2 separate regions of the Homo sapiens genome follow, and region 1 is linked to region 2. The links are chromatin loops, found by intact Hi-C in ENCODE. Cell type or tissue: CD4-positive, alpha-beta T cell. All regions are shown on one strand.

The links. Peaks named below come from ENCODE experiments on the same cell type or tissue, not always from the same donor. Only the 100,000 strongest peaks of a DNase experiment are listed, where the experiment ranks them.
Region 1: a loop joins it to region 2, with 4 times the contacts of the local background. A loop is called at or near these places in 6 of 110 quality-filtered maps.

Annotation. Positions count from the first base shown.
Region 1 is chr17:58,083,251-58,087,250 of GRCh38, reverse strand. It overlaps DYNLL2 (dynein light chain LC8-type 2), which reads right to left and starts at 3,832. Exons shown (of 3, transcript NM_080677.3): 1 at 3,568-3,832; 2 at 29-169. The coding sequence starts at 160. RefSeq lists silencers at 3,043-3,172, 3,213-3,632, 3,673-3,732, 3,743-4,000 and an enhancer at 3,809-4,000. In CD4-positive, alpha-beta T cell, CTCF peaks have their summits at 2,163 and 2,368; DNase peaks (open chromatin) are centred at 2,420, 3,230 and 3,950; H3K4me3 peaks cover 1,999 bases.
Region 2 is chr17:58,512,533-58,516,532 of GRCh38, reverse strand. It overlaps MTMR4 (myotubularin related protein 4), which reads left to right and starts at 1,895. Exons shown (of 18, transcript NM_001378067.1): 1 at 1,895-2,170; 2 at 3,592-3,681. The coding sequence starts at 2,126. RefSeq lists a silencer at 1,712-2,171 and an enhancer at 3,032-3,091. In CD4-positive, alpha-beta T cell, no CTCF peak of the experiment used is centred here; DNase peaks (open chromatin) are centred at 1,902, 2,482 and 2,902; H3K4me3 peaks cover 1,578 bases.

The DNA.
Region 1 (4,000 bases), 430 kb after region 2:
GCCATCAGTCCCAGCTCTCCCAGCACACCTTCTTGATATAGGCAGCAATGTCCTTCTCTATATTGTACTTCTCCATGGCCTGCGTGGCGCAGTCAACGGCATCCTGTTGCATGTCCTCAGACATGTCTGCGTTCTTGATCACTGCCTTCCGGTCAGACATGGTGTGACACTACAGAAGGAGCAGAGAGGTAAGGCTGACAACTCCTTGCTCTGGGCAGTGAACATTAGCTGCTGGGTGTGGGGTCTCAGTGCAAGAGGGGAGTATAGAAGGTGAGGGCAACAGAAAACACGGATGTGAAGCATTAGGAGAGGGAGCCCCTAAGCTTTGGCAGAGACATTGTTCCCACCCTGGGAAATACAGGGCCAATAGGACATAATAACTCATCAGTTTTTATCATAAGTAAAATGAGATTTTCCAACTCTAAAATTTACTTCCGATATTCTGAAGAGCACCAATAGTCAAGATTATATTACAGTGTACATCTACTAGCTGTGTCGTTGGGCAAGTTACTTAATCCTTGTGTTTTTATGTCATTATCTGTAAAATGGGGACTAAGGGTTGTCCTGAGAATAAACCAGGTGTCCTAACATTTGAACAGAATTAAGTCCCTGATTTAATGACCATTCATTACATCATTGGCATCATAGCAGAAAGAAGCTGGACTAGGACTCAGTAGGCCTGACTCCTGGTCCTGAGTTTATCTCTCGTGGTCTTAGACAAGTCACTTGGCCTTCCTACATTTGATTATTTTCATTTTAGCAGGTGAGGATAGCTCTCTATCGCGAGTTGTTGTAAAGATTAACTGAAGTTATATGAGAGCATCTGCACACAAGGACAGTCTACAAGGGACTGTCCATCAGCCAGATCCAGCCTACCACCTGTTTTTGTAAAATAAAGTGTTGCAGGAACATGCTACGATAGCAGAGTTGAGTACTTCCAAGAAACTATTTGGCCTGCAAAGCCAAAAATATTTCCTATCTGGCCCTTCACAGAAAAATGCTGCCAACCCCTGCCCTATACAGGCCCTATTCCAGGCCACCAATGTCCAGTGGGGCAGAGATAATGATAATTATGCCTTCTCTCAAGTACTCCAGGCTGAGATGCCCGTAAGAGGTAGAGAGGGTGGGAAGGCAACCTCAGACTTGGCTGGTCGGTCACACAGGACATGTCTCTCTCTGTCCCATCCTCCCCTCTGCTTCCCCACTCTCCTCAGTACAATGTTCATTCTTTAAAGCCCAATATAATTTTTGAAAGCCCTAGATTTTGGACCCAGCTTCAACACTGATTTCTCATCTCTTTGGTGCGTTGCTTCCTCATGTCAAACTTATTCATTCATTCAAAAAGTACTGACCTATTAGGTGATGTGAAAGGTATTATGTTAGGAGACAATATCTTATTTTCCTCAAAGGAATGCTGAAGCCTTCCTTCCCCTAAAAAAACAGAGGCTTGGGAAAAACCTGGAGATAAAGCATTTTAAAAAGGTGCCTAAGAAAGGTAAAGATTTTAATAGCCTTGTTTCATATCCCTGCTATCAAGGCCATGCCATTCATGCCATAGCAACCACAGGTTCCAGGCAGACCCTGCATGGACCCTTCTTGGGACGAGCGGAATCTCAGGACGTGCCTGACAGGTGGCAACATGTGAGGTACTATGCAGGAACAGAGGGGATGAGCCCTTTGTCCTTGACCACAGTCCCAACACATGGAGCAGTAACTATCTCCCCCATCATCCCACCCCTAAAAGCACCCCTCTGTGGCCCAGCCCAATGGACAAGAGATGCTGTCATTCCAGCTCTATCTGATGGAAGGCTACACAGGAGGCTGCCTGCTCAAGGACATATCCTTGGTATCATTCCAGGCCACCTTGATCTCGGAGTTCACAATAGCCTGTGGGCTAGATGGCTGAAAGGGAAAACAGAACTCACCACCACCATTTCAGCCTGCACCACATGCAGAGAATGCACACATGCCAGCTGCCAGCCAGGCAGCCCTTGACCGCATCCAAGGCCCCTTCATCTAGATAGCACTGCCAAACTAAGCAGGGCTGGTTCCACTTCGGCAGAAACTGGCAGAGCAAAGAGGTAGTAGACCAGCACCCTCTGCCCCCACATTCTGGAGAGGAAAAGTCAGAGCCTCAACTGGAGTCTGTGAGCACCATGTGGTGCTGAGGAAAGATTCGGAGAACCCTGTTCAAGGAATGACTAGTTACGTGACCTTGGGCAAATCAACATCTTCATTTTAAATACTAATGGTTGAAATGAGATAAATGGGGTAAACTCAAATGGGTCTGAGCAAAGGTACAACAGCAGCACAGGGAGAAAGGTTCTTACATTATAAGGCTCTGTATAAGTGAAGAAAAACTAGTGTCACCTGGTGGCCTATTCCAGGTTACCACTCAGAAGGGGGCACTGTTTACAAACCCAGGGGTGGGGGTGGGGCCTGGTTAGACAGCAAAGTGAAAGTATGAAATTGGCACCATTTTGCCTGCAAGCTCACCTGCTCCACTGCCTCATTCCCAAAGTCCAAAGGAGCAACTTTGTTACAGTAATTAAAAGCCACCTTACTCTCCAGGAAAGAGCCTGCGGTTACATAATATTGGTCTTACGACTACAATGGCCCCCCAGGCATCTGAGAGAGGTGAAGCCCAACCCCTACCACCCCTGTCCAAGGTGCCGGTAAGCAAAGCACAGGAAGGTGTCCAGCCTAGCCCCTCCCTCCTTGGGAAAAAGCAAGGGACCTGGGCCTCCAGATAGGAGGAAGATGGCCAGAGGGCCCCAGGCCAGCAGCCTCAGTCACGAGCCAAGGCTCCTGTGAAAAGCACAAAGGGCACCCCAGGACAGCTCCCATCCTCTATTCCTGGTTTTGCAACCAAAAAAAAAGGCTAAATCTCCGAATGACACGGACCACCATCCCCACCCGCCAATACACACACACTTCTACTTCCCTCTTCGGGCTCTCCAAGTGGGCCGTATCCCTCCACTATCCCATCCTCCAGAGCGCTGCGGTCCCGAAGGGCAGCACCTGGGGAACGAGGAAGCATCCTCCTTCCCCCCGACCTCCCGCCCGCGCCGCCGGCCAGGTCCGCAGGCCCCGGCCGGTCGGCCGCCCTCCCCCACCCGGCCTGGAACAGCGCCGGAGTGACTGGGCGTCCTCGCTGCAGGAAGGACGCCCCAGAGGGTGGCGGTGGCGGCAGGAGGAGCCGCGTCACGCCCGAGCCCTCTCCACCCCCTCTTCCCCGGCCCCTGACATCAGGGGCCTCCACGCAGCGCAGAGAGACTCCCGGGGGCGGGGGCAGCGGCAGCTCCGCAGCCCGGGCCTCCAGCAGCGCCACGAGGGTGGCCGGGGCAAAGGGTGGCGCAGCCCGGGCTGCGCCGAGAGGGAGGGGCGGCGGGGGCGCGCTGCGCTGCCCGGACCGTCAACGCCAAGGGCTGCGGGGCCAGCCCTGTTCCAGGCCTTGGGGCCGGCTAAGGAGGCCGCAGGGCCACCGCGGCGAGGGCCGGGTCGTGTAGAGTCGCACGCGACGGACACAGGCCCGCCACCCGGGGGACGCCCCCACCCACCGCTCACCTTCACGGAGGCGAGTCCGCACTGGGCCCTGGGGAGGAGCGATGGCCCGAGGCAGAGCACAGGCAGGGGCGGTGTTCCCTGGGCTCCTCCTGCAGCTGCAGCAGCCGCCGCCGCCGCGGTCTCCGGCTCCCGCAGCCCGAGGCCGATCGCTCCCTGCCGCGGTCCGCCCTTGGAGTTTCGCCGGCCGCCCGCGCTCCGCCTCACGCCGCCCGCCCGCCCGCCCGCTCCGCACTGGCGCCTCACAGCTCCGCTCCGCTCTGCCGCTGAGCGCGGCCGACGCGCGGCCCCCGCTGAAATAGTGCCCCGCCCCCGCCCCCCCGCCGCGCGCGCCGCCGTCCGCGCTCCCCATTGGCTGAGCCCGCCCGGCCCCGCACTGCGGGCTTCTCCCCGCGCCGCTCTCGCCCCACATCTTGTTTCCTCCCACAATGCCTCG
Region 2 (4,000 bases):
GTGTCTTTCTCTGTGAAGCTGCCCCACCTGTCCTAGACCTTGAGCTCCAGGCTACCCTGTTCAGCTCCTAAACATGTTCATCTGCCCTGGAGATAAATTAGGGTTTCTTTAGATTGCAAAACATCAGCCAGTATACAGCACTGGGACTGGAAGCTTCTAGAAATCATTTTCTGCATGTGCTAGGCCCCACACTTTCCTCCTACTCCCTACCCACCACTGGTTCTATTAACCCTTCATAACAGCCCTCTTCTTGCTTTTCTTGGGTCCCCGGTAGAATCTCTGTGTTCTGGTCTGAAAAGCTGGGCCTTCTTTATCTCAAGATCTTTGGACTTCTGGTGGGTCCTTTGAATATTGTGGATGCTATATCAGGAGTGACTCCACCAAAACTGTGGGGCTTCTCTAGTTCCAGGGTGCTGCTGTTAAGCCACTACAGGTGACAGCTGATTGAATATCTATCAGGATAGCATCTTCAGGGTGCCCAGAATATCACCAGAGGTGGTTTACAATGATCCTATTAATTTTCCATTAACTGTAACAGCCCTTCTCTCACCCCAAGTCCAGGGAAGCCCTTAACTCCTAAGAGCTAGGAGGAGGCAGTGAGATGGGAAAGGCCTAGAGAGCTGTAGGCCCTGGCCCAGACCAGGCCCTTAACCTGGTAGTATCTCTTCGGTGTCTTTTAGGTGTCCCTTGTGCTTAGGGGCAGGTTAAAGAATTCAGTAGATGAGAGGATTTCCTCCTTCCCTCCCTTCCTTCCATAGACATGTGGATTTGGTGTGTGCACTATTGGTTCAGTCTCTTCTCAGAAAGCCTGCTGGTTTTGGCCCCCACCAACAGATAGCTCCTCTTTTTCTCTTCTGGGCTACCCTGAAAAGAGCATGGGCTTCACAGTCAGCTTCATCTAATTTCAAATCCTAGCACCACCACTTAGTTAAATTACATACTTTCTCTCTAAGCTTGAGTCTCACGAGTAAGACAGGATAAGGTTTACTTCTTGGGGCTTGAAAAGTTTTACTGAGATAATGTTAGAAACTGCCTGGCTCATTGTAGATGCTTAATAAAATGTCAGGTTTTCTTTTATTACTCCCTTCTCCCCCAAACAAGACAAAAGCCCTGGTGTCTGAAAGTTACAAGGTGCAGGAAGTTTGGGGTTCCAGCCACCTCCCTCTGTGACTCTTGGTGACATTTTGAGCCCCTTATTCCTGGTCCTTATTCCTTGGCCCTCTACCCAACTCTCTCTACTCCGCTGCTCCTGGGTTTCAAGTTTCGTTTTTTTGTATAGCTTCTGTGGTCGATACTTCTAGCTCTTCACTTTCCCAGACTAAGAAATCCTTTCTCCTCCAAGAAGGGCTTTCTTACCCAGAGATCAGAATGTGAAACAAGGGAGAGATGGAGCTGAAGGAGTAGGGTTGGGTAGGGGCGTTGGAATAAAAAGCTCATTTCCCTTTCCAGGAGCGTGGAATGACTAACCTGGCACCATTCTAAGGGGAAAGAAAGGTTTAACGAAGTCACGGGATTGAAGGACCCTGATGGGCAGGGGCATGGTGGGTAGTGGTTTTGGAGGGAAAGGAGGAAGCAAATGGGGTGCGGGTAGGTGAGCTCCACCTTGGGATCCAGAGCAGGCGTCGGGGGAACTTAGGGGAGGGGGCGCGGGGATGGGTTTGTAAGAGGGCATGGGGTGGCTCACCTTAGAAGAAGGGAAATGAGAAGATGTGGGCGGTCCCGTAGCCCAGATTCCTGAAAGCTCCTAAAGGTCCCTGGAGTAGGGTACGCCCTCCTACGAGGCCCAGGGTCCGCGGGGAGGGAGGAGGCTGGGCTTGTGGGCGGGGCCCGCGGAGCCGCCCCGCCTCTACCTCCGCCTTCCCGCCGCGGTCCCGGGCTCTCCCCTCGCCTGGCTCCCCTCCCTTCTGCACTCGTGCGGGAGGGCGGAGCTGGGCCCGCTCCATTGTGGAGAGGAGGGGAGAGGCGCGCGGGAGCCGCGCGGAGGCCCGGCCACCAGCGCCCTAGCCTCTTGGCCGCCGCGGCTGCACCTGGCGAGCCCCGCAGCCGGGATGCGGCGGGCGCCCGGGGCTGGCGGGCAGCGCAGCGGCTCCGGGGACATGTGCGCTGGCCCAGACCGCCCGCGACCATGAGCCTGACCGCCCGCGTCTCCTGCTCCATGCTTAGCTGCTTCGTAAGTGCCCACCCTGCCTTTGGGGGCCTAGGAGGCACCCGCAGCCCCGCCCAGGGTCAGCCCTCGATTTCAGCCCATCCCCCTTCCCGAGGCCCCTGGCCCGGCCCCGAACGTTTGGGGGGCAGGGAAGGTGGGTTAACCCTTTTATTTCTTGGACTTGCTTCAATCTTTGGGTGCCGGAGATGGTCGAAGGCCAGGAATGGAAATTCTGTGGTCCATCCTGGCCCCGCAGCCACTGCCCTTGACTGCAGATCTCTAGGCCCCGCCCTGCAGGGGTACATCCCTTTACCTCCGCCTCTCCCTCTTGGTCCCACCCGCTGAATCCTTGCTTGGGGATGTGGGATGTGGCTAGTAGGCTGAATGGGATGTTAGGAGGTTGGTCGGGGAGCACGGGATGTCTTTGAGCTGGCTTGGGGCTCCAGTCCCTTCCCTCTTCCACCATTCCATCCCTCACCTGGCATGCCAGCCTTTTCTCCTTGACTGTCCCCCAGACAGCCTCTCTTCTCCATCTTCCCTGCCTCTGCAGGGTTCCGTACCTCTGCATCATTCCCGGTCCTCCCCTCCTCCCGCTCTGGCTGATGCTCCTTCCCAGCTTCCCCCATCTGTCCTCTCAGCTGTCCCCCCACCTTCCCCGTGGGTGTCTGCCGGGCCTCCTCTCTCTCTCTCCCCTGGCTGTCCTTGGGTCTCCTGGCTCCTCCCAGGCGCGTGGATCCCCCCGGGTCCCCTCCCTGGTGGTTGGGAGGGGAGTTCCTTTTGCTTGCTGTGGGTATTCCTCAGGAATTCCCCTCTGATTAGCAGGCAGAGCAGGTTACTTGGCAGGTAATGGGGGCTTGTCAGCAATGTGGGTCTAACAAGAAGATAAGCCCAGCTCTCAAACACGTCTTCCTTTTGAAAGCGTCGGTGAAGGCCCTCTAGAGGCGTGGGACTGAATCCCCCCACCCACTCCTCTTTGTCTCCTTCACCCACCAGATTGAAGCTTCAGTGGCTTGTAGGCGCCTGATTTCCCTTCTCTCTGAAACCAGCTGCCATACCTGGCTCCTTTTCCTCAGGACAGCACTTTCCCATCCCCACTCCTGCCTTACCCTTATGCGGGTCTAAGGGAAAGAGTCTTTCTTTTCCTTAGTTTTCTCTCCTCCATTTTTGAAATGTTGGTTCTATAGGAGAGTCCCTCTTTGAAGAGTGCAGATTCCCAATTCCTCCTGGGGCCTCACTCTTTCCTTAGGCTTAATAGGCTGATATGCTCTCCATTTCACCCTTCCCTGTCTCCAACCAAGTCAGATCTCTTTTCCCTTCTCTGGTGACCAGAACCTTTAGAGGTGTGTGTGTGTGGGTATCTGTGGATTTCTTGGTGGGGAGAGGAGCAGAATGAGCCTGATGGGCTAAGTGGAGCTTGGTGACTTAGGACTGTGGCCTTCCTACAGGGTGAGGAGGGGCCCCCCAGCCTGGAGTACATCCAAGCCAAGGATCTGTTCCCCCCCAAGGAACTAGTGAAGGAGGAAGAGAATCTTCAGGTAAGGAGGAGTTGGGGGCCAGGATAGATGGGGCTCCCTGCCCAGTTAAAAAACACCCTCCCTTCTCCCAAAAATCCTCAAGGGCATCTGGTACCAGAGCTCTGGCTTCATGTTCCCTGGTCTCTGGAGGAGGAGGGTTTGTCTGCGCATCCTGGAGCCTTTGGCCGCAGGGAAGGAAAGGCAGCTTTCCTGTACAGCTGTTGCCTGGTGCTGTTACCGTGGAGAGAACTCTCCTCTCTTGCCTTGGCCCACCTTTTCCAGAGGGGATCCCACAGATCAGGGGCTGTAGAAGAGGATAAGGTGGTCACTCACTTCTGGA